Linked DNA regions of Homo sapiens: region 2 is linked to region 1. A link is an interaction called in ENCODE POLR2A ChIA-PET data of the cell type or tissue named here. Cell type or tissue: GM12878. All regions are shown on one strand. Each heading gives the region's core, and the rest is flanking DNA. Links, peaks and the distances in the headings are about the cores only. Region 1 overlaps GLG1 (golgi glycoprotein 1). Region 2 overlaps GLG1 (golgi glycoprotein 1).

Region 1 (17,180 bases), core at 3,580-11,579:
TTTATTTAAATCCATCAACAAATATTTGATCACATACTATTTGCCCACTATTTCTTCAGACAGTTTTTTTGTCCCTCTTTCTCTCCTGGGCTCTAATCTTATGTAGGTTAAATTGATTGCTATTGTCCCACAAGTGGGCTCTGTTTTTAATCCCCCCACCAACGCTCCCCCTGTTTTTTTTCTCTCTGTGTTTCATTTTGGATAATTGCTATTGCTGATCTTCAGGTTCACTGATGTTTTCTTTTGTAGTTTTCAGTCAGCTATTAATACCATCCAGTGAATTTGTATTTTAAGTATATTTCACCTATAGACGTTTGATTTGGGTGTTTTATTTATATATTCGATTATCCATTATGTTCATGTTTTTCTTTACACCCTTTAGTGTACTTGCAATAGCTGTTTTTTTCTTTTTTGAAGCGGAGTCTCACTGTGTCGCCAGGCTGGAGTGCAGTGGTGTAGTCTCAGCTCACTGCAACCTCCGCCTCCCAGGTTCAAGTGATTCTCCTGCCTCAGCCTCCGGACTACAGGCACGTGCCACAATGCCCAGCTAATTTTTGTATTTTTAGTGGAGACGGGGTTTCACTGTGTTGGCCAGGATGGTCTTGATCTCTTGACCTCGTGATCGCCCACTTCGGCCTCCCGAAATGCTGGGATTACAGGCGTGAGCCACCGTGCCCAGCCGTAATAGCTGTTTGAGGTCCTCATGTGCTAATTCCATCATGTCTGTCATTTCTTGATCTTTTTCTATTGATTAAGTTTTGTTATTAGTCATATTCCTGCTTTACAAGTGTGGTAATTGTTTATTAGATTCAAGGGGATCCCTCCACAAATCTCCTGTGACCATTCTCAGTACAGAACTCTTTATTCTCACTCTTTCTTGGTTCCACTATTCAAATCTTTCAAATTCTAGCTGCTTTAGATACCCTAAAGTTTAATTTCTCTCCTCTTTTCAGCAAGACTATCCAATTCTGTTTGGGTTCCCTCTCCCTGTGTTGCAGCCGGGAAGCCACTTCCATACAGTAAGCTAGGTAATCATCGGCTCACCTGGTTTGTTGCCTTCTCTCAGGGATCATAGTTAATGCTGCCTGTTGTCCAGTGACTGAAGGTTACGTCATATATTGTGTCTCGTTCACAATGGGAGTAAGGGAGATAGTTTCCATAGTAGTTAATCCTCATGAGTGGAAGTAGAAATCATTACTTCTTGGATTTTAACTTCTGACATATTAAATGTGGGAAGGAATGGGGAGAATTTGTTAGAAAGAGAGATTAATGAGGCCAGGTGCGGTGGCTCACGCCTATAATCTCAGCACTTTGGTAGGCTGAGGCAGGCAGATCACCTGAGGTCAGGAGTTGAGACCAGACTGACGAACATGGTGAAACCCCATCTCTACTGATAATACAAAAATTAGCAGGGTGTGGTGGTGGGAGGCTGTAATCCCAGCTACTTGGTAGGCTGAGGCAGAATTGCTTGAACCCAGGAAGTGGAGGTTGCAGTTAGCTGAGATCACGCCACTGCACTCTAGCCTGGGCAACAATAGCGAGACTACATTTCAAAAAAAAAAAAATTAGAATTACAAATGTGTGTGTATTTTGATCCAAAGTTCTGACTTTATTAAAACAAAAAAATTAGCCAGGCGTGGTGGCAGGCTCCTGTAGTCCCAGCTGCTCTGGAGGCTGAGGTGAGAGGATTGTTTGAGCTGAGGAGATTGAGGCTGCAGTGAGTTATGATTGTGCCACTGCACTCCAGCTTGGGTGACAGAGCGAGACCCTGTCTCAAAAAAAAAATTATCTTTCCATTGCCCAATGGAAAAATATTTAAGCATGATATAATTTCATTGTGTGTCAAGGTGGTCAACTTGTCTTGTAATTGAGTTGAGCTAATAATAAGCCCTTTACCAGTGTACAAGATAAAAGATTTCCTTTCAGTTCATGTGCTAATTAGGACAAAACTAACTTCCATAAAAAACCCAAAAATATCAGTGGTTGAACACAAGAGAAGTTGTGGGGGACTGTGATGCAGTCATCTGGTGATCCAGAGACCCAGGTTCCTTTTATCTTGTGGTTCCATTCGTTTCCTAGGGCCTTGCCTTTGTTTTTGTTTTTGTTTTTTTCCTTATCAGCTCTTTCTAACTCATTGAGATGAAATTCACTTACCATAGGATTCACCCTGTTTACCACCTGTTCTTGTTTTTTTTTTTTTTTTCCGATACAGAGTCTTGCTCTGTTGTCCAGGCTAGAGTGCAGTGGTGTGATCTCGGCTCACTACAGCCTTTGCCTCCCGAGTTCAAGCAGTTCTCCTGCTTCGGCCCCCCAAGTAGCTGGGATTACAGGCACCCGCCACTACACCTGGCTAATTTTTGTATTTTCAGTAGGAACAGGGTTTTATCATAATGGCCAGGCTGGTCTTGAACTCCTGACCTCAAGTGGTCTACCCACCTTGGCCTCCCAAAGTGTTGAGATTACAGGCATGAGCCACCTCATCCGGCCAAATCTTACTTTAGATAACTAAACTTTATTTGTCATAATTTTACTTAGAGGCCTTTTTTTTTTTTTTTTTTGAGACGGAGTCTCAGGCTCTGTCACCCAGGCTGGAGTACAGTAGCGTGATCTTGGCTCACTGCAAGCTCTGCCTCCTGAGTTCACGCCATTCTCCTGCCTCAGCCTCCTGAGTAGCTGGGACTACAGGCGCACACTACCATGCCCGGCTAATTTTTTTTGTAGTTTTAGTACAGACGAGGTTTCACCCTGTTAGCCAGGATGGTCTCAATCTCATGACCTCATGATCCGCCCATCTCAGCTTCCCAAAGTGCTGGGATTATAGGCGTGAGCCACCAGGCCCGGCCTCTTTTTTGTTTTTTTGAGACAGAGTCTCGCTCTGTTGCCCAGGCTGCAGTGCACTGCTGTAATCTCAGATCACTGCAGCCTCCACCTCCTGGGTTCAAGTGATTCTCGTGCCTCAGTCTCCCGAGTAGCTGGGACTACAGGTGTGTGCCACCACGCCCAGGTAATTTTTTGTATTTTTAGTAGAGATGGGGTTTCACCATGTTGGCCAGACCAGTCTTGAACTCCTGAGCTCAGGTGATCTGCCTGCCTTGGCCTTCCACAGTGCTGGGATTACAGACATGAGTCACTCACTGTGCCTGGTCAATTTTACTTAGAGTTTTTGAATCTGCGATTTAAAGATAGGGTTTTAAAAATTTTTTTTATTTCAATAGATTTTTGGGGAACATGTGGTGTTTGGTTACATGAATAAGTTCTTTCTTTAGTGGTGATTTCTGAGATTTTGGTCCACCCATTACTCGAGCATTGTACACTGTACCCAGTGTGTAGGGGTTTTTTTGTTGTTTGTTTGTTTTTACAAGTCTCGCTCTGTCGCCAGGCTGGAGTGCAGTGGCACAATCTCAGCTCACTGCAACCTCTGCCTCCCAGATTCAATAGATTCTCCTGCCTCAGCCTCCCAAGTAGCTGGGACTACAGGCGCGCACCACCACACCCAGCTAATTTTTGTATTTTTAGTAGAGATGGGGTTTCATCATGTTGGCCAGGGTAGTCTCGATCTCTTGACCTTGTGACCACCCGCCTCAGCCTCCCGAAGTGCTGGGATTACAGGTGTGAGCCACCGTGCCCAGCCCCCAGTGTGTGGTTTTTTTATTCCTCAACCGCTTCCCACCCTCTACCCCAAGTCCCCAGAGTTCATTATATCATTCTTATGCCTTTGCCTCTTCATAGCTTACTTAGCTCCCTAGGATTTAAGGATAGGTTTCTAAAGTGAAACTGAAACTAATTGGTAAGAGTGTTATAAATAATATTAATCATGCTTTGTAAGAAAGATACCCTAAGAGATGGTTTATAAATGTATTGCTAACAAAACTTCGTTAATTAATGTTAGGCATTTATGATGCAATTAATAGTAACATTTCCAAGTTCATATTATTGTCTGCAAGGAGAATAAAGGAGAGTCAAAGAAAACAGTCAATGTTTTTCGAAGCCGTGCATGGCTAGTGGGAAGGGTCCTGAGCAGCTGGCATTACTGTTCTTGTCAAAGCTGGCTGTCTATTGAAATGTCTATATTAACTTAGTTTTGTTTTCGGGGGAACTAGGAGGTCTATAAACATTCTTGGGTAGGAGAATGTCATGATGAAATAGTTAAGGAAATTACTCGGGGCACTATGAATTGAAGTGAGGAAAATTGAAGGCGCTGAGAAAGCTGCTGTTACAATGAGACCTCAAAACAGACTTGGGCCAAAGGAGACTAGTAGCAAAGGAGATAGAAGTGGGATTGATGGGGACTTCTTACCTAGGAAAAATTTACAGTGCTTTTGTTCATTCGTTTGACAAATTTTGGGTAAATATTATTTACTGTGTGCCAGCACCTTAATTGTAGGTGCTGGGAATGTGGTGATGATGATACCCTCAGCTCCCCCTTCTAAAAGACATGGTCGAGTGGAGGACGTAGCCATGGTGAGAGCTTTGAAAGAGAGATGCTTGGACATTGGCTAATTGGAGTCTGGATATGTCTCCCTGAGAAGATGATGATTGAGCTGAAGGAATGATAGAATTTAACCAAGTGAAGAGAAGTCAAAGTTTAGGCTGGGTGCCGTGGCTTACTCCTGTAATCCCAGCACTTTGGGAGGCTGAGGCCGGTGGATCACTTGAGGTCAGGAGTTCAAGACCAGCCTGGCCAACATGGTGAAACCCTGCCTCTGCTAAAAATGTCATAATTAGCCAGGTGTGGTGGCGTGCGCCTGTAATCCCAGCTACTAGGGAGTTGAGGCATGAGAATTGCTTGAACCCGGGAGATGGAGGTTGCAGTGAGCCAAGATCACGCTATTGCACTCCAGCTTGGGGGACAAGAGCGAAACTCTGCGCCCAACCCCCCAAAAAAGTCAAAGTTTAACTGTTACACTACCTCCAAAAATATGTAATTTGTGCTGAATTTGAAATGACAGCTAGGCATTTCAGGCAGTTTCCAGTAAGAGGATATAAACTTGGAACTAACTCTTGAACTGAGTCTAAATTTTAGAGTCATCCTGCTTATAAGGCTATAGTTGGGGCTATGAAAATGGCCAAGCCCTCTTAAAGAATGTGTAAATAGAAGACTATGATTCCAAGGACTGAGCCCTGGGGACAGCTTGCGATGAAGGGTTGGAAAGAGGCTTGTGGAGGGAATTATAGGTAACAGGAGGAGTGGTTGGGAGTTACAAGAAGATTTACAGGAGTTTAGTTGTGGAAGCCAAGGAAAGGGAAATTTTAGTTGTGAGAGTCAAGAAAAGAGAAATTTAAAAGGTAGTAAACCCTTGGGTAACTAGAGTAGCACAGCTAAAGTTAATGACTGAGAAAAGAGCATGGTTTCTGGTAAAAGAGATAGAATACCTTCTATAGAACCCAGATTTTTATTTTATTTTATTTTATTTTATTTTATTTTATTTTATTTTATTTATTTTTTTGAGAAGGAGTCTCACTCTTGTCACCCAGGCTGGAGTGCAGTGGCGCGATCTCGGCTCACTGTCAAGCTCCACCTCCCGGGTTCACACCATTCTCCTGCCTCAGCCTCCCAAGTAGCTGGGACTATAGGCGCCCGCCACCACGCCCGGCTAATTTTTGTATTTTTAGTAGAGACAGGGTTTCACTGTGTTAGCCAGGATGGTCTTGATCTCCTGACCTCGTGATCCGCCTGCCTTGGCCTCCCAAAGTGCTGGGATTACAGGCGTGAGCCCCCACGCCCGGCAGAACCCAGATTTTGACCGAAAAGTTTGATAGTGAAGAGAAGGTGAGACTATCTAAAAGGGAGGACATTCCTGTTAACAAAGATCTTTCAGGATTAAGGAAATCCCAGCACCTTGGGATGTTGAGGCAGGCAGATCACCTGAGGTCAGGAGTTCAAGACCAGCCTGACCAACGTGATGAAACCCCATCTCTACTAAAAATACAAAATTAGCTGGGCATGGTGGCGCATGCCTAAAATCCCAGCTACTTGGGAGGCTGAGGCAGGAGAATCACTTGAACCTGGGAGGCAGAGGTTGCAGTGAGCTGAGATTGCCCCATTGCACTCCACCCTGGGCAATAAGAGCGGAAGTCTGTCTCAAAAAACAAACAAAAAAACAGATTATGGAGATCTATTTTTTTATTTATTAAAATATTTTTCACCCCAATCTTACTATCTAGGAAAATCTGTTTTAAAGGCAAAGAAACAGGGAACCAGTAGAGAGGGTGAGAGATTGGAAATGCTGGAGAGGAAGAGGGTGCATGTAAAATGCTACGCAAGAGAGGAAGGAGGAGAGGGTTCAAGCCAATGTGGTGTCACAGAACATGATTTGTACTTTGAATTTGTTTTTGTTTTGTTTTGTTTTGTTTTTTTGAGACGGAGTCTCACCGTCGCCTGGGCTGGAGTGCAGTAACGCTATCTCGACTCACTGTGACCTCTGCCTCCCAGGTTCAAGCGATTGTCCTGCCTCAGCCTCCCGAGTAGCTGGGATTACAGGCGCCCGCCACCAAGCCCAGCTAATTTTTTGTATTTTTAGTACAGACGGGGTTTCACCATGTTGGCCAGGCTGGTCTCGAACTCCTGACCTCAGGTGATCTGCCTGCCTCAACATCCCGAGGTGCTGGGGTTTCCTTAATCTTGAAAGATCTTTGTTAACAGGAGTGTCCTCCCTTTTAGATAGTCTCAGCCTCCCAAAGTGCTGGTATTACAGGCATGAAGCACCTCCTGGCCTTTTTTTTTTTTTTTTTTAAATCTTACATTGAATCTCCATAATCATTAAATAACAACTTCCCATTCCAGAGTCCCTGGCAACCACCATTCTATTTTTTATCTCTGTGAATTTGACTACTCTAGGTATTCCATGTAAGTGGAATCGTGATATTTGTCCTTTTATGTCTGGCTTATTTCACTTTTAATGTCTTGAAGGTTCATCCATGTTGCGGCATGTGTATCAGAATTTCCTTCCTTTTTAAAGGTGAATAACATTCCATTATACGTATACACTGCATTTTGTTTATCTGTTCATCTGTTAATGGACACTTGAATTGCTTCTACCTTTTGGCTTTTGTGAATAATGCTGCTGTGAATGTGGGTATACAAATATCTCTTTGAGACCCTGTGTTCACTTTTTTTTGGTATATACCCAGTAGTGGAATTACTAGGTCATATGGCAATTCTATTTTTAAGTTTTTGAGGTTAGGGCATACTGTTTTTCACAGCAGCTGCATCATATTATATTCCCACCAACAGTTCAGAGAGTTCTAATTTCTTCACATCCTCACCAACACTTATTTTCTGTTTGTTTGTTTTTGAGACGTAGTCTCGCTCTGTTGCCCAGGCTGGAGTGCAACGGTGCACTAATTTTTTGTATTTTTAGTAGAGATGGAGTTTCACCATGTTGGTCAGGCTGGTCTCAAATTCCTGACCTCAGGTGATCCTTGCCCACTTATTAATCAGGCTGTTTGTATTTTGTTGTTGAGTTGTAAGAGTTTATTATATATTCTGAATATTAACCTCTCATCAGATAGATGACCTGCAAATATTTTCTTCCTTTTCATAGGTTGCCTTTTCACTCTATTGATTTGGTCGTCTTCAACTTTGATGTAGTTTACTTTATCATTTTCTTTTGTTGTCTGTGCTTTTAGTGTCATAGCCAATAAATTATTGCAAATTCAATGTCATGAAGCTTTTCTCCTATGCTTGCTTCACAGTATATTGTAGTTTTAGATCTTACATTTAGGCCTTTGATCCATTTTGAGTTAATTTAAAAAAAATTTTTCTTTTTGAAATAGGGTCTCTCTCTGTTTCCTATGCTGGAGTGTAATGGCGTGAATATGGCTTACTGCAGCCTTGACCTCCTGGGCCCAAGCACTCTTCCCATCTTGGTCTCCTGAGTAGCAGGGACGACAGGCAGATGCTACCAGGCTTGGTTTTTTTGTTTGGTTTTTTTTTAGTTTTTTTTGTAGAGATGGGGGTTGTGCCATGTTGCTCAGGCTGGTCTCAAACTCCTGGGCTCAAGCAATCCTCCCACCTCAGCCTCCCAAAGTGCTGGGATTACAGGTATAAACCACTGCACAGGCGTAAAATTTGGTTTTTTGATTTAGCATCTTTTATACCTGATAAATAGCCTTTAGGATTTAGGCCTGTGTTTTAAAAAATGGTGCAACATGAGATTCAGCTCTTCTGGAAAAGTTATCCTAAGGTTTTTTGTTTGTTTTTTTGAGACGGAGTCTCACTCTGTCACCCAGCCTGGAGTGCAGTGGCAGGATCTTGGCTCACTGCAACCTCTGCCTCCCAGGTTCAAGCGATTCTCCTGCCTCAGCCTCCAGAGTAGCTGGGACTACAGGCACGTGCCACCACGCCCAGCTAATTTTTGTATTTTTAGTAGAGACGGGGTTTCACCATGTTGGCCAGGATGGTCTCTATCTCTTGACCTTGTGATCCACCTGCCTTCGCCTCCCAAAGTGCTGGGATTACAGGCGTGAGCCACTGTGCGTGGCCATGCTAAGGTCTTCATATGAAGATCTCTTGAGGGTTTTTTGTTTTGTTTTGTTTTTTGTTTTTGAGACTGAGTCTTGCTGTCACCCATGCTGGAGTGCAGTGGCCCAATCTCAGCTCATTGCAACCTCCGCCTCCCTGGTTCAAGCCATTCTCCTGCCTCAGCCTCCCTAGTAGCTGGGACTACAGGTGTGTGCCACTACACCTGGCTAACTTTTGTATTTTTAGTAGTGATGGGGTTTTGCCATGTTGGCCAGGCTGGTCTCGAACTCCTGACCTCAGGTGATCCACCCACTTCGGCCTCCCAAAGTGCTGGGATTACAGACGTGAGCCACTGCGCCTGGCCAAGGGTTTTTTGTTTGTTTGTTTTGAGACAAGTTCTCATTTTGTCACCCAGCCTGGAGTGCACTGGCACAATCACGGCTCACTGCAGCCTTTACCTCCCAAGGCTCAGGTGATCCTCCTGTCTCAGCCTCCACCACCCCAGGAGCTGGGACTACAGGCGCATGCCACCACACCTGGCTAATTTTTGTGTTTTTAGTAGAGATGGGGTCTCACCATGTTGCCCAGGCTGTTTTTTTTGTTGTTGTTGTTTGTATTTTTAAGAGACAGGGTCTTGCTGTGTCTCCCAGGCTGGAGTGCAGTGGCGCGATCATAGCTCACTACAGCCTGGAACTCCTGGGTTGAGTTTTAAAAACAACTTATGAATTTAACTTCTCAGCTTGTGTACGTTATTGCAACTCAGCATTCCTAGGGCAAACCTGAACCTTGTTGTTCAGGATTCCAACCCATTCATATGGATCAATAAGAGCTGGCTCTTAATAAATGCAGACATAAATGCAGAATTCTCAGGACACATTTACCTATTTTCATCTTGTTAAAGATTACTTAAATGCCTTGTGAGACCATGTCATTTTGGAGAAAAAGTTATTTCAAAAACCTTATCCTAAATCTTGTTTTCACAGAATGACTTATGATACTGCATGTTAATTGTATTGGGGAAGATTTTAAAAAACCACAGAATCAATATATCTACATCAGATAGCTTTTTTTGTGTGTGCATTCAGCCTTCAGAACATACTCCTATACTCTAAGGAGGCCTGTGTTCTGGCAGGCACATGGATTTAATCTCTTCGTCTCCCTTTAAACCAAGTAATGCATCTTCATAGTTTTAAGTCAGAGCGCTATCAGGTTGATAATGAAGGACTACAGTCAGTCTTAGTTCTCTGCAATTTCAACTGTTTTAGCTCTTTACTCTTATTTACCTAATTTTTAAATAGAATGTGTAAGCTGTTCTCTTGATTTTTTTAAAAAAATTAGACATTATCCGTTGACTTATTACAAGCAACATTTAGTCTTCATAAAACACACTTGACAGAGTTTACTCTGAAATTGAACTTCATAAAGTAAGACATCCTACAAAGCTAGAGGATAAAATGGACTGTGCGGTGCCACAAAGAGTATTTGGACAAGGCAGTAGCTGCAGGAGATGGCATTAGTTGGCTGAGTTCTACAAAAAGCTTTTATCTACTTTAATGAGATCAATTTTCGTCCATTTCCTTCTTGTTTCAGTCTTATTCATCAGTCATGAGTCATCACATACTCATAATAAACAGTTTTTCAAAAAGAGATCAAATGTATTGCAACTTAGGTCTAATTAAACAAAAACAAACAAAATACCTCAGACAACCAAAATTGTGTCTTACTCATTCTTTTAGTTTTAACAGAGAACAAGGAGCAAATCCAAATGATTGCTGTTAGAATGGGTTTTGTTTTTGAGAGACAAGGTCTTTCTCTACTGTCCAGGCTGGTCTTGAACTCCTGGCCTCAAGTAATCCTCCTACCTTGGCCTCCCAGAGTGCTGGGATTACAGGCATGAGCCACTGCACACTTTTAATCCCAGCACTTTGGGAGGCCAAGGTGGAAGAATCACTTGAGCTCAGGAATTTGAGATCAGCCCAAGTAACATACTGAAACCTCATCTCTACAAAAAATAAAAATAAAATTAACCGGTCATGGTGGCTGGTAGTGCCTGTGGTCCCAGTTACTCAGGAGGCTGAAGCAGGATTGCTTGAGCTCAAGAGATCAAGCTTGCAGTGAACCATGATGATGCCACTACCCTCCATCCTGGGTGACAGAATGAGACAATGTCTCCAAAAAAATAAAAATAAAAAGAATGTTTTCGTGTGAAGTCAGAATACTTACCCCTTCCTGTTTTATAGTTTTTCATTATTGTATTTGGGATTCTTTTTTTTTTTTTTTTGAGATGGAGTTTCACTCTTGTTTCTCAGGGTGGAGTGCAATGGTGCCATTGCTGTTCACTGCACTTTCTGCCTCCTGAGTTCAAGCGATTCTCCTGTCTCAGCCTCCCGAGTAGCTGGGATTACAGGTGCCTGCCACCACACCTGGCTTATTATTGTATTTTTAGTAGAGATGGGGTTTCACCATGTTGACCAGCCTGATCTCGAACTCCTGACCTTGGGTGATCCACCCGCCGTGGCCTCCCAAAGTGCTGGGATTACAGGCAGGAGCCACCACACCCAGTCCTCAATGTCTATTTTTTAAAATAAGTGGGCTTACACCTGTATTTGCAGCACTTTGGGAGGCCAAGGTGGGAGGATCTCTTGAGCCCAGGAGTTTGAGACCAGCCTAGGCAACATGGAGAGACTCCTGTTTCTACCAGAAAATTAAAAACAATTAGCCAGGCATGGTGGCATGCACCTATGGTGCTAGTTGCCTGGAAGGCTGAGGCAAGAGGATTGTTTGAGCCCAAGAAGTTGAGGCTGCAGTGAGCTATGTTCATGCCACTGGGAGACTGACAGAGTGACATTCACCCTGCCTCTAAAAAAAAAAAAAAAAAATTAGGAGTGGTTAGAATTTATATGCAGGGTACATGGTTTCTTCCAAGAGGTAAAAATAAAAATATTTCTTCAGCTACTCAATTCAGTATCTCATTCATGAGTAAAGAAAGTATACTCAAAGATTATATTTAAAATGAAAACAATAAAAATTTTTTCTTCAGCAGGCTTCATTATTTTTTTGTTTAGCAATTTTTGTACCTTAAAAAAGAATAGATTTGTTCTCTAATTTCTCCAGCAACCTTATTTTATGAAGCACTCATTTATGCCCCATTTATATCTCAGACCAGAGGTGGGCAAACTGTAGTCCAAGGGACAGATCCAGCCCCACAACCTGTTTTAGTATGGCTCTGGAGTTAAGAATGGTTTTTATAATTTTAAAAGGTTATTAAGGGGATGCCATAGAGACCACAAGAGATTGTATGTGTTCTGCAAAGCCTAAAATAAGTATGGTATGCCTCTTTACTGAAAAAATTTGCTGACACGTGTCTTAGACTATAATATATAATGTACATGCAACTCATTTAAAATGGTCTATGATCCATCCAAATCATGGTGTCATTTTAAGTTAGAAAAATGTTTGGCTGTATTCTCTTTATATGTCTTGCATTTTTATAGAAATTCACGGAATTTGTCAGTCTTTAATAGTTGGTGTGGAGTTTTATTAACCAGGGCCAAATGTGTATGTATGACACCACAGACTTAAAATAGTTTGAACTTTTTTTTTTTTTGAGAAGGAGTCTCGCTCTGTCGCGCAGACTGGAGTGCAGTGGTGCTATCTCAGCTCACCGCCGCCTTCACCTCCCGGGTTCAAGCAGTTCTGCCTCAGCCTCCTGAGTAGCTGGGATTACAGGCAACCTCTACCATGCCTGGCTAATTTTTGTATGTTTAGTAGAGACAGGGTTTCACCACATTGGCCAGACTGGTGTCAAACTCTTGACCTCAGGTGATCTGCCACCTTGGCCTCCCAAAGTGCTGGGATTACTGGCGTGAACCACCGCGCCTGGCTAGTTTGGAATTTTGAGAGAGAGAGAGAGAGCATGAGAGCACACTGTGCTTGTATGCTTACTGTTGGTTGTATATGGTTTCGTGATACTGCTTTTTTGTTGGTGATGAATTTGAATATATTGCCACTTCTCTATGAAATCAATATTTTCTCATTGATATCTATATTTACAGCATAAAAATAAAGAGCGAGCTACTGCGGAAGCTGAGGCAGGAGAATTGCTTGAATCCGGGAGGCAGAGGTTGCAGTGAGCTGAGATTGTGCCACTGCACTCCAGCCTGGGCGACAGAGGGAGACTCTGTCTCAAAAAAACAAACAAACAAAAACAGAGCGAGAGATCTTTGAGGCTGTATTTTGGTGTTACAGTTGGTTGTATGTTTGGTTTGGTTGAGTTCTAATATTGGTAGTTAGCTTCCAGCAAAAGTCCTCTGGTTACCTGGTCATAATATTTTGTTATTTGTGATGTCTTATTGATTCTAAAACATGCTGTTAATTTTTCATCTTAACATCTTTGAAATCAGAATGCATCTTAAATTTTATGACATCATATGATTGGTAGAATATTTCTCCCCTAGTGGTACGTAAAGTAATGGTGCATCTCAAAATCAGTGTGTGATTCAGACAGTTTACTCATTTGTATTAACTGTTAGGTGCAGTGTTTTTTTGTTCTTTTTTTCAGATGGAGTCTCGCTCTGTGGCCTAGGCTGGAGTGCAGTGGTGTGATCTCAGCTCACTACAGCCTCTGCCTCCCAGGTTCAAGTAATTCCCTGCCTCAGCCTCCTGAGTAGCTGGGATTACAGGCACCCACCATCATGCCCAGCTAATTTTTGTATTTTTAATAGAGGTGAGATTTCACCATCTTGAGCAGGCTGGTCTTGAACTCTTGACCTCGTGATCCGCCCCCCCCCCCCCCCCGGCCTCCCAAAGTGCTAGGATTACAGGCGTGATCCACTGCACCCGGCTTCTTGTTCTTTATATGGATTCCTCCTGTCTCTCTCTCTCTCTGTCTTTTTTTTTTTTTTTTTTTTTTTTTTTTTTGAGACAGAGTCTTGCTCTCTTACCCAGGCTGGAGTGCAGTGGTGCAATCTAGGCTCACTGCAACCTCCACCTCCCGAGTTCAAGAGATTCTTGTGTCTCAGCCTTTCAAGCAACTGGGACTACAGGTGTGCACCACCATGCTCAGCTAATTTTTTGTGTTTTTAGTAGAAATGGCATTTTACCGTGTTGGCCAGGTTGGTCTCAAACTCCTGGCCTCAAATGATCCTCCCTCCTCAGCCTCCCGAAGTGCTGGGGTTACAGGCGTGAGCCACTGCACTGACCTAGATTCTACCTCTTTTTTATTTTGATTTTGTTGCCAAAATTTATTATTTTGGAAATCTTTCATCATTCAAAGGCTTGCTTTGGGGGTTAATTCTGATATTTGCATTTTGAGTTAGATGATAAGCACCATCCTTCATAGCTAGTCAACAGAGCAGTTTAGGAAAATGAACAGTTAACATAGTCAGTTTTGAGTAATGCAGTATCCCTATCTGTTACTGTTAACAGATGGCCTGCAGTCTGGTCTTTTATATTAGATAATATTTTGCTGAATATACCGTAGAAGAACATTAACCAGAAAACCTGTTTAGCGTTAGCTTTAGCTGAGATTTTCTTGGATGCTTGCAACTGTGAACACCCTCTGAATTTAAATAGTCATATCCTGTTGATGGGAAATAATTAGAAATTACATAGTAATTGTTTTTTCCACTTCATCTTCACCAAAGGCTGAGAAGCTTAGTGTTCTTTAGACCTTTAGTATCTTTAGGCTGAGCTACTTTGTATTACAGAGATAATAAGTGTATGTGTGTATGTGTGCGCGTGCACACGCATGTTGCTTACTTCCGTGGAGAATCATGAGTCAGTAGCTTAAAAAGAGGCAAGACAGCCTGGGCAACATGGAGAAGTCATGCCTCTACAAAAAATTAGTGGGGTGTAGTGGTGTGCGCCTGTAATCCCAGCTACTTGGGAGGCTGAGCTGGGAGAATCACTTTCGCCTGGGAGGCAGAGGTTGCAGTGAGCCGAGATTGCGTCACTGCACTCCAGTCTGGGTGACAGAGTGAGACCCCGTTTAAAAAAAAAAAAAAGACGCTAGATAGGCTGGGCCAGGTGGCTCACACATGTAATCCCAGCTCTTTGGGAGGCCAGGGTGGGAAAATCACTTGAACCCAGGAGGGCTAATTAGCCAGGCTCAGTAGTGTGCGACTGTAGTCCCAGCTACTGGGGAAGCTGAGCCCAGGAGGTCGAGCCTGGGCAACAGGGTGAGACCCTGTCTCTATTTAAAAAAAAAAAAAAAAAAAAAAAGGCAAGATAAATAAAAGGGGAAGGAAGATGAGGATTCATGCCAGCTTTAGATATATAAGTATAAGTTTTAAAATTTAAGTCAGTGGTTCCTAACCCTAGTTATATCTAGGGTGATTTTTAATATAGTAATACCCAGATGTTTCAGGCAAATTAAATCAGAATGTCTGAGAGTGGATACTGGCATCAAATTTTCAGAATCCTTTAAGATACGATTATTATTGTACTTAAAAAGCAATTTTTAAAAAAAATATATTTACCCAGATATTTAGCACTTTCTTTTCTCCCTGTATCTTCTTGCATCTCTCATCTGCCTACAATACATTCTTCAGAACTTCTTGTAGTAAAGATCTTCTGAGGGCCAACTGTCAGGGTTTTTTTGTCTAGAAATATCTTCATTCTACCCTATTCTTAAAAGATATTTTTGCTGGGCTTATGTGTCAATTATCTATTTCTGGGTCTGAGGATATGTGAAAAACCAAAGAGTTTTTCCTACTATCTACTCTCAATATAGTCACTCAACACTTCTGGCACCAGATGTATGGATTTTTTTACCCCCACCAACAACCAATTCTGCAGATAATTCTGCAGTGTATACCCACTGAGTGTCCTCTAATTCAGCTCAATCCTTGACACTATATACCTGGAAATAGCATCAGATCCCACAGGTTGAGAGCTCATTCCCATAAGACAGCCCGTCACTTCAGATGCCAGTTTCAAACACAGGTTTGACCTGTGCTTCTGACCAACCTGCTATAAATTGGGCTTCCCACAGGCACCACCCCCTCCCACCCCTCACTATCCTTGGGTTCAGTGAATTTGCTAGAGCAGGTCACAGAACTCAAGGGAACACTTCTATTTACAAGTATTTTAAGGAATATTATGAAGGACACAGATGAACAGCCAGTTGGAAGAGGTGCATAGGGCGAGGTATGGGAGAAGGGGCAAGGAGCTTCTATGCCCTCTCCAGGCAGGCCACTCTCCAGGAACCTGTGTCCAGTTATCTGGAAGACCTCAGAACCCAGTCCTTTGGGGTGTTTTGTGTTTTTTTTTTTTTGTTTGTTTTTTTTTTGAGACAGAGTCTCACTCTGTTTCCCAGGCTGGAGGGCAGTGGTGCGATCTCGGCTCACACTGCAACCTCCGCCTCCCAAGTTCAAGTGACTCTCCTGCCTCAGCCTTGCGAGTAGCTGGGATTACAGGTGGGTGTCACCATGCCCAGCTAAATTTTATATCTTTGGTAGAGACGGGGTTTCACTGTGTTGGCCAGGCTTGTCTTGAACTCCTGACCTCAGGTGATCCACCCATTTCGGCCTCCCCAAGTGCTGGGATTACAGGTGCGAGCCACCGTGCCCAGCCCCTTTGGGGTTTTTATGGAGTCTTCATTACTTAGGCATCATTGCCCTTTGGTGATCAACTTAACCTTCAGCCCCTTTCCCCTCCCTGGAGATTGGGGGTGGGCCTGAAAGTCCCAACCCTCCAATCATGCCTTGGTTTTTCCAGTGACTAGCCCCATCCTAAATTAGCTTTTTAAGCGCCACCACCACCCCCAACACCACCATTCAATTCATTCAGTAGCATGCAAAAGACAGTTATCTCTTCTGAGACTCCAAGGCTTTTAGTTAGATCTGTGCGTCAGGAAACAGGCACAGAGACCAAGTATCTATTCCACAGTATCACATGCTGGGAACACACCACCCCAAACTTCTTTTGCATTTTATTGTTAGTTACTTTCATTTTGTTTTCTAATCTTTTTAGTATTTTTATTTTTATTTTTTGAGACAGGGTCTCTGTCACCCAGGCTTCAGTGCAGTGGTGCAGTCACACCTCGATCTTCTGGGCTTAGGCTATCTTCCCACATCAGCCTCCCAAATAGCTGGGACCACAGGCGTGCACCACTGTGCCCGGCTAATTTTTTTTTTTTTTTCCTTTTTGAGATGGAGCCTTGCTCTGTTGCCCAGGCTGGAGTGCGGTGGCTGTATCTCAGCTCTCTGCAGCCTCTGCCTCCTGGGTACGAGCGATTCTCTTGCCTCAGTCTCCTGAAAGTAGCTGGCACCTGGCTAATTTTATTATTATTTATAAAGACAAGGTCTCTGAATGTTGCCCAGTCTGGTCTCTAGCTTCTGGGCTCAAGTGATCTTCCCACCTCAGTTGCCCAAAACATGGATTACTTGCGTGAGCCTCTGTACCCGGTCCCAAACTTAATGACTCAAGAACAACAACTACATATTTGCCCCTGAATCTGTGGGTCAGATTTTTGGGCAGTACTCAATGGGATCCCTTATCTCTCTGGTATACATGGTTATAGTTGGGCTCATTCATGTATCTGTAGTCACTTGGCAGGTCAGCTGTGGGTTGGACAGACCCAGATGGCCTCACTTACATGTCTGGTAGTTTGTTGGGTGAAAAAAGCAACTGGGCTCCATGTCTCATCATCTAGCTTGCTGTCTCACTCCTTCACATGGCTGGGTCCAAAAATCAATACGGAAAGGACAAGCTC
Region 2 (11,833 bases), core at 3,834-11,833, 130 kb after region 1:
GTGCAAAACTGGTTACGCACAGAGCTGCTCAGAGAAGTTTCCACTGGAGAAAAGTTGTTTACTTTCTCTCCCTTCAGCCGTGAATGATCTGGTGAATTGAAGGCCATCTTCTAGGCTCTCCATGGTCTGCATTCCTGTTCTTTGTAACACTGAATTCAACTTGGCATTAGTCCTGACACTCTAAAGCGTTGTTCCATATTTCTCTGTTGAACAAGGGTGTTCTTTCATTATAGCTCTCTGTAAATTTGTTCTTCCCTTCTTCTTATTCTGGATGGTAAACCCAAGACCTGCCAGAAAGATAAAAGTGCTTTCAGCTGGGCACGGTGGCTCACGCCTGTAATCCCAACACTTTGGGAGGCCAAGGAGGGTGGATCATCTGAGGTCAGGAGTTCAAGACCAGCCTGGCTAACATGGAGAAATCTGTCTCTACTAAAAATACAAAAAATTAGCCAGGCGTGGTGGCGTGCACCAGTAATCTCAGCTACTCAGGAGGCTGAGGCAGGAGAATCACTTGAACCCGGGAGGCGGAGGTTGCAGTGAGCTGAGATCATGCCACTGCACCCCAGCCTGGGCGACAGAGGAAGACTCTGTCTCAAAAAAAAAAAAAAAAAAAAAAGCCCGGGCGAGGTGGTTCACCCCTGTAATCCCATCACTTAGGGAGGCTGAGGCGGGCAGATCATGAGGTCAGGAGATTGAGACCATCCTGGCTAACACAGTGAAATCCCAGCTCTACTAAAAAAAAAAAACATTAGCCCGGCCCGGTGGCGTATACCTGTAGTCCCAGCTACCCGGGAGGCTAAGGCAGGAGAATGGCATGAACCCAGGAGGCAGAGCTTGCAGTGAGCCGAGATTGCACCGCTGCACTCCAGCCTGGGCGACAGAGCGAGGTTCCATCTCAAAAAAAAAAAAAAAAAGTAATTCTATAATGGCCGTAAGGAAGTGCCCATCTTTGGAGATTATTGGACTTCTTAGCTAGAAAAGGCCTTGTGGAGAGCGTGTTCAACATATGTTAATTTCAGGAGCTCATAACAAAAGCTGTTACAAAAAAGCTCACTCATAAAACTGTCCAAAGAAACTTAATATTTTTGTCTTTGCTGTGGGCTGTGTTTCTCAACTCCTGTGTATGTGTGCGTGTGTGTGCGGGTACGCGCGTGTGCACACTTTCAAGTTGAGAGTCTGGTTTGACCCTGAACCTATGTGAATGTCAAGCGTTTGCTTTTCGTATTTGATTTGGTTATATATAACCTTGCTCCTGTGGAATCAAGTAGCAGCCTTCTTTTTGACAAGTCCTGAGATCTGACTCAAGTCTCAGTGTTTACAGTGTAAAGATATGACATTTATTGATTTTCCACTCTGTGTGCCAGTCCTTGTGAAGAATGAAGCCTGGCATCCAATATAGGAGGAGGGGCACGAAACCCCCAGGAAACTGTTTGTGATGAGCCCTGGCACAGGTGTGGGACGATCATCAAACTGACATGTTTAGAGACCAAGGGTTCTGGTGATAGCAGTGCTACTGCCCCTGGCTTGTAAAACAGCAGTAGGCCAGTGAAGAGGGGGCACAGATCCTGCGGTGTCCAGAGCTGATTGGAATCACCGGACTCATCTGCTTTTGAAACTGTCAGTTCAGGCCGGGTGTGGTGGCTCATGCCTATAATCCCAGCACTTTGGGAGGCCAAGGTAGGAGGATCACCTGAGGTCAGGAGTTCAAGACCAGCCTGGCCAACATGGCGAAACCCCATCTCTACTAGAAATACAAAAATCAGGCCAGTTGCGGTGGCTCATGCCCTGTAATCCCAGCCCTTTGGGAAGCCAAGGTGGGCAATCACCTGAGATCAGAAGTTCGAGACCAGCCTGACTAACATGGAGAAACTCTGTCTCTACTAAAAGTACAAAATTAGCTGGGCATGGTGGTACATACCTGTAATTCCAGCTACTCAGGAGGCTGAGGCAGGAGAATCACTTGAACATGAGAGGCAGAGGTTGCGGTGAGCCGAGATCGTGCCATTGTACTTCAGCCTGGGCAACAAGAGCAAGACTCTGTCTAAAAAAAAAAAAAAAAATCAGCCAGGCATGGTAGCACGCGCCTGTAGTCCCAGCTACTCAAGAGGCTGAGGCAGGAGAATCACTTGAACCTAGGAGGCAGAGGTTGCAGTGAGCCGAGATCGCACCACTGCACTGCAGCCTGGGTGACAGAGCTTGGCTCTGTTTCAAAAAATAAAAAAAAAAAAGAAGAAACTGTCAGTTCATTTCTGTGCTCAGTGGGGTAGCTTTGTTTTTTGTGTCTCCTGAACAGATCTCCAGTCTATGTGCTGAAGAAGCAGCAGCCCAAGAGCAGACAGGTCAGGTGGAGGAGTGCCTCAAGGTCAACCTGCTCAAGATCAAAACAGAATTGTGTAAAAAGGTAACCACCGTCACCTTCTTTTCCTCACTTCATTTCTTTTTTTTTTTTTCTCTTCTTCCTTTTAATGCTGTAGTCTGCCTACCTTGGTAATAAAACCAAAAATCTCAACCTTCTGCCCAGCACTCTTTTCTTGCTGTTCCTTCTTACCAAACTTTCATTTGATTTTGACTGCTCATCTCCTATAATGTGAATATTCTTTTCTTTTCTTTGAGACGGAGTCTCGCTCTGTTGCCCAGGCTGGAGCGCAGTGGCGTGATCTCACTGCAACCTCTGCCTCCCGGGTTCACGCCATTCTCCTGCCTCAGCCTCCCAAGTAGCTGGGACTATAGGCGCCCGCCACCACGCCTGACTAATTTTCTGTATTTTTAGTAGAGACGGGGGTTCACTGTGTTAGCCAGAATGGTCTTGATCTCCTGACCTCGTGATCCACCCGCCTCGGCCTTCCAAAGTGCTGGGATTACAGGTGTGAGCCACCGCGCCCAGCCAAAATTAACCTTTTAAAAAAGAATTTCACTGATGTCATTATTGAATAATTGAGAACATTGTGTGCACATTTTTTCGTCTGTTAAAAATGTGGAAAGCTAGATCCGTATATTTTCCTTTGCCTCTTTTATCATCACATGATCCCATATAACTTTGGGGAGGATTTTAGAATATTATTTGGCCTTTGGTTTTTGGTTTTTATTTCTCTTACTGTTGTTTTATAGGGACTAGAGTCTTGTCTGGAGCATACTAACTTTTATTTATGGAAACATTTCTGGCCTATCTTTACCTCCCATAGTTCCCTTATGTATAAATGGAGAATCTGCAGAGTTGATTTCAGTTCCATCATGTTGATATTCCTCTCATTCAGGACATCTGTAAACACAAATAAGAATTGCTCTTGTAGTAGATGTTATGCCCTGTCCTTTCTGTTTTTCTTTCTGAGGACAACAGAGGTAAAGTAGAACATTTTGTAAACAAATGTGCCTTTATCTAATTGGTATTTTTTTGTTTTTGTTTTTCTTTGAGATAGGGTCACACTTTGTCTCCCAGGATGGAGTGCAGTGGTGCAGTCATAGCTCACTGGACCTCAAACTGGGCTCAAGCAGTCCTCCCACCTCAACCTCCCAGGTGGCTAGGACCACAGGGCACACGATTATGCCCAGCTAATTTTTTTTTAAATAATTTTCTATAGAGATGGGGGTCTTGCTGTGTTACCCACACGGGTCTCAGACTCCTACCTCGGCCTCCCAAAGTGCTGGGATTACAGGCATAAGCCACCACCCCCAGTCCCGATTGAGAATTTTAATATAGCATATTACTCTGATTTTAAGATTTCACGTTTTCATATTTCTTAAAGTAACACAGTAATTGTATCACACCAATAAAAATATTAACGTTTAGGTATTTTAAAATGATACGACATGACATACGGGAATGCCAAAAACACAAATCTGATCTTACAGTCACTTACAGTCCCCTGCTTTTTTCCAACACACAGTTTTGTATCCCTAAAAGTAGTTAGTTACTCAATTAAATTCTGCATTCTGTACATCATCACCACCTTGCAACCTGTCCCAAAGTGGTCTCTGTTGTTAGCCCTCAACTTCCCCCCTTTTTTATTAGTATATGAAGTATTTACAGACAACAGATCTGATGCATTTCCCCTTCAAAAGCTCTGTCTGCAATGACCCTCCCTTTCCAGGAAGTGCTAAACATGCTGAAGGAAAGCAAAGCAGACATCTTTGTTGACCCGGTACTTCATACTGCTTGTGCCCTGGACATTAAACACCACTGCGCAGCCATCACCCCTGGCCGCGGGCGTCGTAAGTCTCTGTGTTCACTCTTGATCCTGTCTGAACTCTCTTGGGAAGAGCAAAGACTCCCTCTTAGACATCAGTTGCAGCTACTGTGGTCTGTATGGTCTGTAGTTGTAGCCCAGTCATAGACAACATTCCCTGGGGACCTGGGTGATGCCAAAACTAGACCTTTATGGCATCATGAATTTAGGAATAAGCCTGCGAGTTTGAACTGGCCTTGTCATGACTGGAGCTAAAGATTTGATGAACAGGGAGAATTGAGGTATTTATTAGGGAAGCAGAAGTTAAAGTCATCATCATGGTCCTTTTCCTGGTGCCGAAACTAGAAGCCAGCTTCACACACTTCCCCGGTGACGACAGTGGACTCAGTAGACAGGTTCTGTGTGAGGAGGGAGCCAAGGCAAGTGTGAGAGTTCTTTTTGAGCCACGTATACCCAATAAAACTAATAGAAGTTGTTTGTTTGTATTTTTATTTATTTTTTTGAGACAGAGTCTCACTCTGTCACCCAGGCTGGAGTGTGGTGGCATGATCTCAGCTCACTGCAACCTCCGCCTCCTGGGTTCAAGTGATTTTCCCACCTTAACCTCCTGAGTAACTGAGACTACAGGCACCCACCACCATGCCTGGCTCATTTTTGTATTTTTTAAGTACAGACAGGGTTTTGCCATGTTGGCCAGGCTAGTCTCAAACTCCTGACTTCAAGTGATCCACCCACCTCGGCCTCCCAAAGTGCTGGGATTACAGGCATAAGCCACTATGCCCAGCCTGTTTTCGTTTTAATTTTTTGAAACAAGGTCTTACTATAATGTAGTCTCAAAGTCGTGGGCTCAAGGGATCCTCCTGCCTCAGCTTCCCAAGTATCTGGGATTACAGGTGTTTGCCACCACACCTGGCTCTAAAAATAAGGAGGTTTTAAGAGAGGCTTCGGACGCCAACCCTGGAGGTTACATATCATTTCTCTCCATTGTTGGATCCTGGATCAAGTTTCCTAGTATGTATTTAACTTTGTTGAGCCTGCAGATCTGAATTCTCTGGTGGTTGTGCACCCTCTTCCTCATCTTTACAGAAATTTCTCTATTCTGTACAGTTTCAGGTTCTTCTTATTATTCATTTCCTCCCACAGAAATGTCCTGTCTCATGGAAGCACTGGAGGATAAGCGGGTGAGGTTACAGCCCGAGTGCAAAAAGCGCCTCAATGACCGGATTGAGATGTGGAGTTACGCAGCAAAGGTAATGACCAAGAGAATCTCCTTTTTTAAAAAAACAAAAAAATATGGAACACTTCACCAATTTGCATGTCATCCTTGAGCAAAGGCCATGCCACTCTCCTCGCTGTGGCTGTCCAGCCTCTTTTAGATATCGCACTGGTCTTGTCCTTATTGTGAGACTAGCAATAAGTGCGTTTGAAAACGTGGTCAGGGCCGGGCGCGGTGGCTCGCGCCTGTAATCTCAGCGTTTTGGGAGGCCGAGGCAGGCAGATCACGAGGTCAGGAGATCGAGACCAACCTGGCCAACACGGTGAAACCCCGTCTCTACTAAAAAACAGTAAACATGGTCAGTGTGCTTTTAGAATTCCTTGGCTGCCCGTGAGCCTGGAGCCGTCTCCCTGTGCATCGGGCTGTCTGCAAGGCTTTGCCAGGGCCCTCCTTTCTCATTTCGCCCACTGTTCACCGCTGAAAAGTGAGTCACCCAAAGACAAAAGAGATGTCACACCCATGGCAAAAGAAAGAAATCCAGCCTCGCCTATGATGAAGCTTGCTTTTATCATTTTACAGTCTTTAGGAGAAAAATACATATTTGAGGCCAGTACTCATCTGGTCTGGAACATGGAGAAGAAGGGGATGAAGAAAGACTGTAGGACACTCATGAATGTGTATGATACCCAGGTAGACTTGGGCTAGGGGTAATTTTTCCTACAGAGGTTCAGCCTCAGTGAGAAGAATAACAGTTCTTCTCGTGCATACATTGCTTTGTAGTTTACATAACGCTTTGGTGGACGTATTGCCTGATTTGAACTTTGAAACCCTGTGAGGTAAGTATAATGACTGTTTCGTCACTTTACAGTGAAGGAAACTGACTTCAGAGGTCACGACTTGCCCAGAGTCCCTCTGGTTTTTAGAGCCATGCTTTTGTATTGACTCATATTGGGATAGACATCTGCAGTGGCCTAAGATCAAGAGAGTAATCCCAGGACCACCCCTCCTTCCTGGCCAATTTTATCACCCTTTTACTTCCAAGTCAAGGGTAACAAGTCAAGAGGAACAATCAGAGAAAGTCTTCATAGGTCGACAGCAGGAAGGTACAAGGGAGGGCTCCTGTCTGTCACAGTAGTCAACACTCTCCTCACCCTTCTGCCAAGGGAAGAAAGTTGCCTTTAAAGCCGGTGGCTCAGGGAAGCGGCAGCAGGAGATGCTGCGTTACTTCATTCTGCCTCATTGTGTCCAGTCCTTTGAGCTGTGTATTATTGCTTCAGAGTGACTCAGAGTAATTCACGGCTTGTTTTGTGTTGGCAACTATTGGAGCTCAAATCTCATTCATCTCACGCCTCCCTACTCTGTTCTGTGTACGTGATATGAGCATAGAAACAGCCCAGATGCCTCTGGGCCACACCATCTCAGCAGCCAGGCTGGGATGCAAAAGAATGGGGACATGTGCACCTGGGGACCCTTTTGGTCCTGATTCTGCCATAGCAGGCTACCATCAAGGTCCGTTAGGGAAAGCAGTGGAAAACTGAGGATGAAAGATAGCTGAGGTTAAATTATAAATGTCCACAAGTGGAGGGCGGTTAAATATATTCTGTCAATATAAGTCTTGTTTGCGGTGCAGTGGTGTGAACATGGCTCACTGCAGCCTCGAACTCCTGGGCTCAAGTGATCCTCCTTGAGTAGCTGGGACCACAGGTGCACGCCACCACACCCAGCTAATTTTATAATTTTTTGTGGAGACAAGGTCTTGGCTATGTTGTCCAGGCTGGTCTCGGCCTGCACATTGTTTTTGATGTGGGAAATGCTTATGATATAATGGTGAATGAAAAAAGTCAAAATACAGGCTGGGTGCAGTGGCTCACACCTATAATCCCAGCACCTTGGGAGACCGAGGCAGGAGGATCACTTGAGCCCAGGAGTTCGAGACCAGCTTGGGCAACATAGGGAGACCCCATCTCTAACAAAAAAAAAAATTTTTTTTTTTTTTTTTTTTTTTTTTTTTTTTTTGGGGACGGATTCTCGTCCTGTTGCCCAGGCTGGAGTCCAGTAGTGCAGTCTTGGCACACTGCAACCTCCGCCTCCCGGGTTCAAGCAATTATCCTGCCTCAGCCTCCCCAGTAGCTGGGATTGCAGGCGAGCGCCACCACGCCCAGCTAACTTTTGTATTTTTAGTAGAGACAGGGTTTCACCATGTTGGCCAGGCTGGTCTTGAACTCCTGACTTCATGGTCCACCATCTCAGCCTCCCAAAGTGCTGGGATTACAGGCGTGAGCCACCATGCCTGGCCAAAAAAAATTTTTTAATTAGCCAGGCATGGTGGTGCACTTGTAGTCTCAGCTACTCAGGAGGCTGAGGTAGGAGGATCCCTTGAGCTCAGGAGTTTGAGGTTGTAGTGAGCTGTGATCGCACCACTGTACACCAACCTGGGCAACAGCGCGAGACCCCAACTCAATGAAAAAAAAGCCAAAATATAAAATTTAGAAATAATATAGAATTTACAAGGCCGGGCGCAGTGGCTCATGCCTGTAATCCCAGCACTTTGGGAGGCCGAGGTGGGCGGATCACGAGGTCAGGAGTTCAAGACCAGCCTGCCCAACACAGTGAAACCCCGTCTCTACTAAAAATACCAAAAAAATTAGCTGTGCATGGTGGCGTGCACCTGTAGTCCCAGCTACTCATGTGGGTGAGGGAGGAGAATCGCTTAAACCTGAGAGGTAGAGGTTGTGGTGAGCTGACATCATGCCACTGCACAATGCCTGGGTAACAGTAAGACTTTGTCTCAAAAAAAAAAAAAAATAGAATTTACAAAATATAGAATATGTAAAACGATGTCAACTTTTATCTTTGTTTTTTAAAGAAAGGCAGCAAACGCATTTAAAGAGCATAAACCAAAAGATAGAAGAACCCATGGCCTTATAGAAGTCATTTAACCACACTCACCCCTGGGCACTGATTCTCCATCCAGAGTATGGGAGTGGTGAAATCTGCTTGCTAGGCTTGGTGTGAGTGCTAAATGAGTGAGGGCAGGGGGAGCCCTTCGTCCAGGGCCCGACACATCTTCAGTGTCCTGGTGTTAGTGGTGATCACTGTGATGGAATTGTGGGTGACTGCACCACTTTGTCTCTTTCTGTATTTCTAATTTTGTGCAGTAGACGTGTGTATAGTTTTATGATCAGGAAAAAGAGTTGTAGCTCTGTGTTGATTTTTCTTATCTCCTGCCCTCCCTCTCCAAAAGAAAAGACATAAATTAAACTAGGAACTGAGAGGGATAAGTTAGACCTAGCACTGCCACCAGCCCAGTGCTCTCTCAGAGAATCACATTGCCTTGTGTCATTCTAGGTGGCCCCAGCAGATGGCTTCTCTGATCTTGCCATGCAAGTAATGACGTCTCCATCTAAGAACTACATTCTCTCTGTGATCAGTGGGAGCATCTGTATATTGTTCCTGATTGGCCTGATGTGTGGACGGATCACCAAGCGAGTGACACGAGAGCTCAAGGACAGGTAGAGCCACCTTGACCACCAAAGGAACTACCTATCCAGTGCCCAGTTTGTACAGCCCTCTTGTATAGCATCCCCACTCACCTCGCTCTTCTCAGAAGTGACACCAACCCCGTGTTAGAGCATTAGCAGATGTCCACTGCGTTGTCCCATCCAGCCTCCACTCGTGTCCATGGTGTCCTCCTCCTCCTCACCGTGCAGCAGCAGCAGCTGGTCGCTGGGGTTACTGCCTTTGTTTGGCAAACTTGGGTTTACCTGCCTGTAGACAAGTCTCTCTCATACCAACAGAACTTCCGGTACTTCCAGAACCAACTCACCTGACCTGCAACTCAAAGGCTTTTTTAAGAAAACCACCAAAAAAAAAAATTTTTTTAAAGAAAAAAATGTATATAGTAACGCATCTCCTCCAGGCTTGATTTGGGCAATGGGGTTATGTCTTTCATATGACTGTGTAAAACAAAGACAGGACTTGGAGGGGAAGCACACCACCCAGTGTGCCATGACTGAGGTGTCTCGTTCATCTCTCAGAAGCACCTTGGGGCCTCGCCAGGGCCGTGGTCTTCACCGAGGCGTGGGTGGGCAGCCGTTCCCCAGGCTGTGTGGGGTCCTGCTTTCTTCTGCTGAGACAGTGACGCTTTCCAGTTTCCACCCTAATCAGCCACTGCTGGTCACAGCCCCACAGCCATGGGTATTTCTGTGGTCTCCTCGCTTCATTGAAGCAAAGCATGAGCCTTCCTAGACAAGGGCAGCTGGGGAGGGGAAGGGACCGGAAGTTTGTGAAGTTGAACAGTCCATCCATCTGCACTGAGAGGCTGGATCCTGAGTCCCGGGGCAGCAGGATCCCAGGAACCTTCCTCCTCCAGGGCAGCACAGGACTCAGCCATGTCTGGACCGGCCCTGCTGAGGCTACAGTCACTCTGGAAGCTCTGCGCTTCATCAGGAGGCAGGACTGTGGCGGGAGGGGTCCTTGAAGATGGGTGTGGGGAGCAGTGGGTCAGGAAGTGGGAGCCAGAGGTTTGACTCACTTTGCTTTATTTTTCAGGCTACAATACAGGTCAGAGACAATGGCTTATAAAGGTTTAGTGTGGTCTCAGGATGTGACAGGCAGTCCAGCCTGACCTTTCTGCACACTCCAGACAAACTTCCCAGACAAGCTCCTTTGTGCCTCTACGTGGAGAGGGTGTGGAAAGTTATCACATTAAAAGATGGAGGATTTGCTCTGTTTTTTTTCTTTCTGTCCATTTGCTGCGTGTACCCACTCTAGTAGGCATTGGCTAAATGTTGTATTTTGGCGATTCATCAACCTTTGCAGAATATGGGCTTTATAGAAGCAATATTCTTGGCCATCCCGCCTCATTCCTCCAGTGTGGAGATGACAAGTCTGGGTGTGAGAGGGAGGGGTCCGGGCATCATGGTTCAGCGTGGCACTCCTTTGGTTGAGTTTGGGGCATGAGATCACAGTGGCTGCACAAGAGAGCAGTGTGTACAGTAGGAGAGACATTTATGTAATATATATTTTATTAACCTGTTAGATGTCCACAAAGTATTATAAATCACGTGCCTAAAACTGTCCATGTAGACCAAGGCCTGCCCTCGGCGCCCCCCACTCTTGCCTCTGCTCTGCACAGTCCACGTGCACTGCAGGACCGGAGCGACACATGTCTTCCCTGAAGGGTGTTCAGTACAAGGCGTGTCAGTTTGTGGATCAGTTGATCCAAGTTACTCCTTGTCTAACCTGACTGACATATATTTGAATACTGTGGTTTTCTTTCTTTTTTTTCTATTTGCTGCCCTTCCTGGAGGCAGTGGGTTCCAGAAGCCAACTGATTGTCCCCCTGCCAAGTCACCAAGGGAAGCTGCTAAGCTGCTTAGTCCCCTCGGTCCTGCTTGTAGGGTCTTCCTGATTGTCAACAGCTGTCTGGGATGCTTCAGTCTCCTAAAACTGGAAACGCAGGGTGCGAGCAGCACACACTGCCTCCCGCCACTGCCAGCCGGAGTGAGCGGCCCGAGAGTCTCTGCAGGTTCCCCTGGGGGCTGGGGGCCGCTGAGGCCTAATATCAAGAGCCAGGAATGTCATGTACATGGAGGTGCCTACGGACGTGCCTGGTGTGGTTTGCAGGTAGGATGGATGTTCACTGTTTGACCGGGTGGGGTATCCTTCCTCTCTGCAGTCTCCTTCCCAGTATGCGTAAACACCCTTATAGTTCTAATTGTGTTGATATTTCTGTTCTTTCTGAATTGAGAGAAAATCCCATTCGTTGTCTGCAGATTTGGAAGTTTGATGAGGAATTTGGTTCTTGAAACATCTGTCTTTTTTTTTTTTTTTGAGACAGAGTATCTCTCTGTTGCCCAGGCTGCAGTGCAGTGGCGCGATCTCAGCTCCCTGCAACCTCCACCTCCTGGGTTCAAGCAATTCTCTGCCTCAGCCTCCTGAGTAGCTGGGATTCCAGGCACCCGCCACCACGCCTGGCTTATTTTTGTATTTTTAGTAGAGATGGGGTTTCACCATCTTGGCCAGGCTGGTCTTGAACTCCTGATCTCATGATCCACCCGCCTCAGCTTCCCAAAGTGCTGGGATTACAGGTGTGAGCCACCCTGCCTGGCCAAAACATTTGTCATCTTTATAAATGGTCAGAATAGAAAAGTTAGCTCTGCCAGTATCTTCAATTACTTATTACAAGAATGTCTTTCATCATCTTACTTGGAGCATTTTCCAATGACTGGCTCTTGAGAGCCCCAGGCAGGGCCCCGAGCAAGTTTTTCTAAGTGCCAAGGCCAGCAAAGTCTGAACTGGCCGCACTCATTAAGTCCCTCATTTGGCAAAACAAAACAGGGCCTGGGGCACCCCTGGTTCCTGGCCTTATAGGTCAGTCAACTGGCTGAGAAATGGTCAAGAAAAGAAACAATGACCCTTCTGTGGATGT

What was found. Peaks named below come from ENCODE experiments on the same cell type or tissue, not always from the same donor. Only the 100,000 strongest peaks of a DNase experiment are listed, where the experiment ranks them.
Region 2: POLR2A ChIA-PET joins it to region 1 with 10 read pairs; 5 of 35 experiments call an interaction of 5 or more read pairs at or near these places.

The regions. Positions count from the first base shown.
Region 1 is chr16:74,571,088-74,588,267 of GRCh38, reverse strand. The region is part of intron 1 of GLG1 (golgi glycoprotein 1); the gene reads left to right. Among named protein-coding and RNA genes, the nearest start is that of GLG1, 27 kb to the left of the region's middle. In GM12878, for the core only: no CTCF peak of the experiment used is centred there; DNase peaks (open chromatin) are centred at 7,197 and 10,057; H3K27ac peaks cover 3,416 bases.
Region 2 is chr16:74,450,250-74,462,082 of GRCh38, reverse strand. GLG1 (golgi glycoprotein 1) reads left to right here. Exons shown (of 26, transcript NM_001145667.2): 23 at 2,294-2,401; 24 at 4,089-4,209; 25 at 5,328-5,434; 26 at 8,749-11,833. The coding sequence ends at 8,916. It also overlaps the pseudogene RNU6-237P. Among named protein-coding and RNA genes, the nearest start is that of CLEC18B, 35 kb to the right of the region's middle. In GM12878, for the core only: no CTCF peak of the experiment used is centred there; a DNase peak (open chromatin) is centred at 9,582.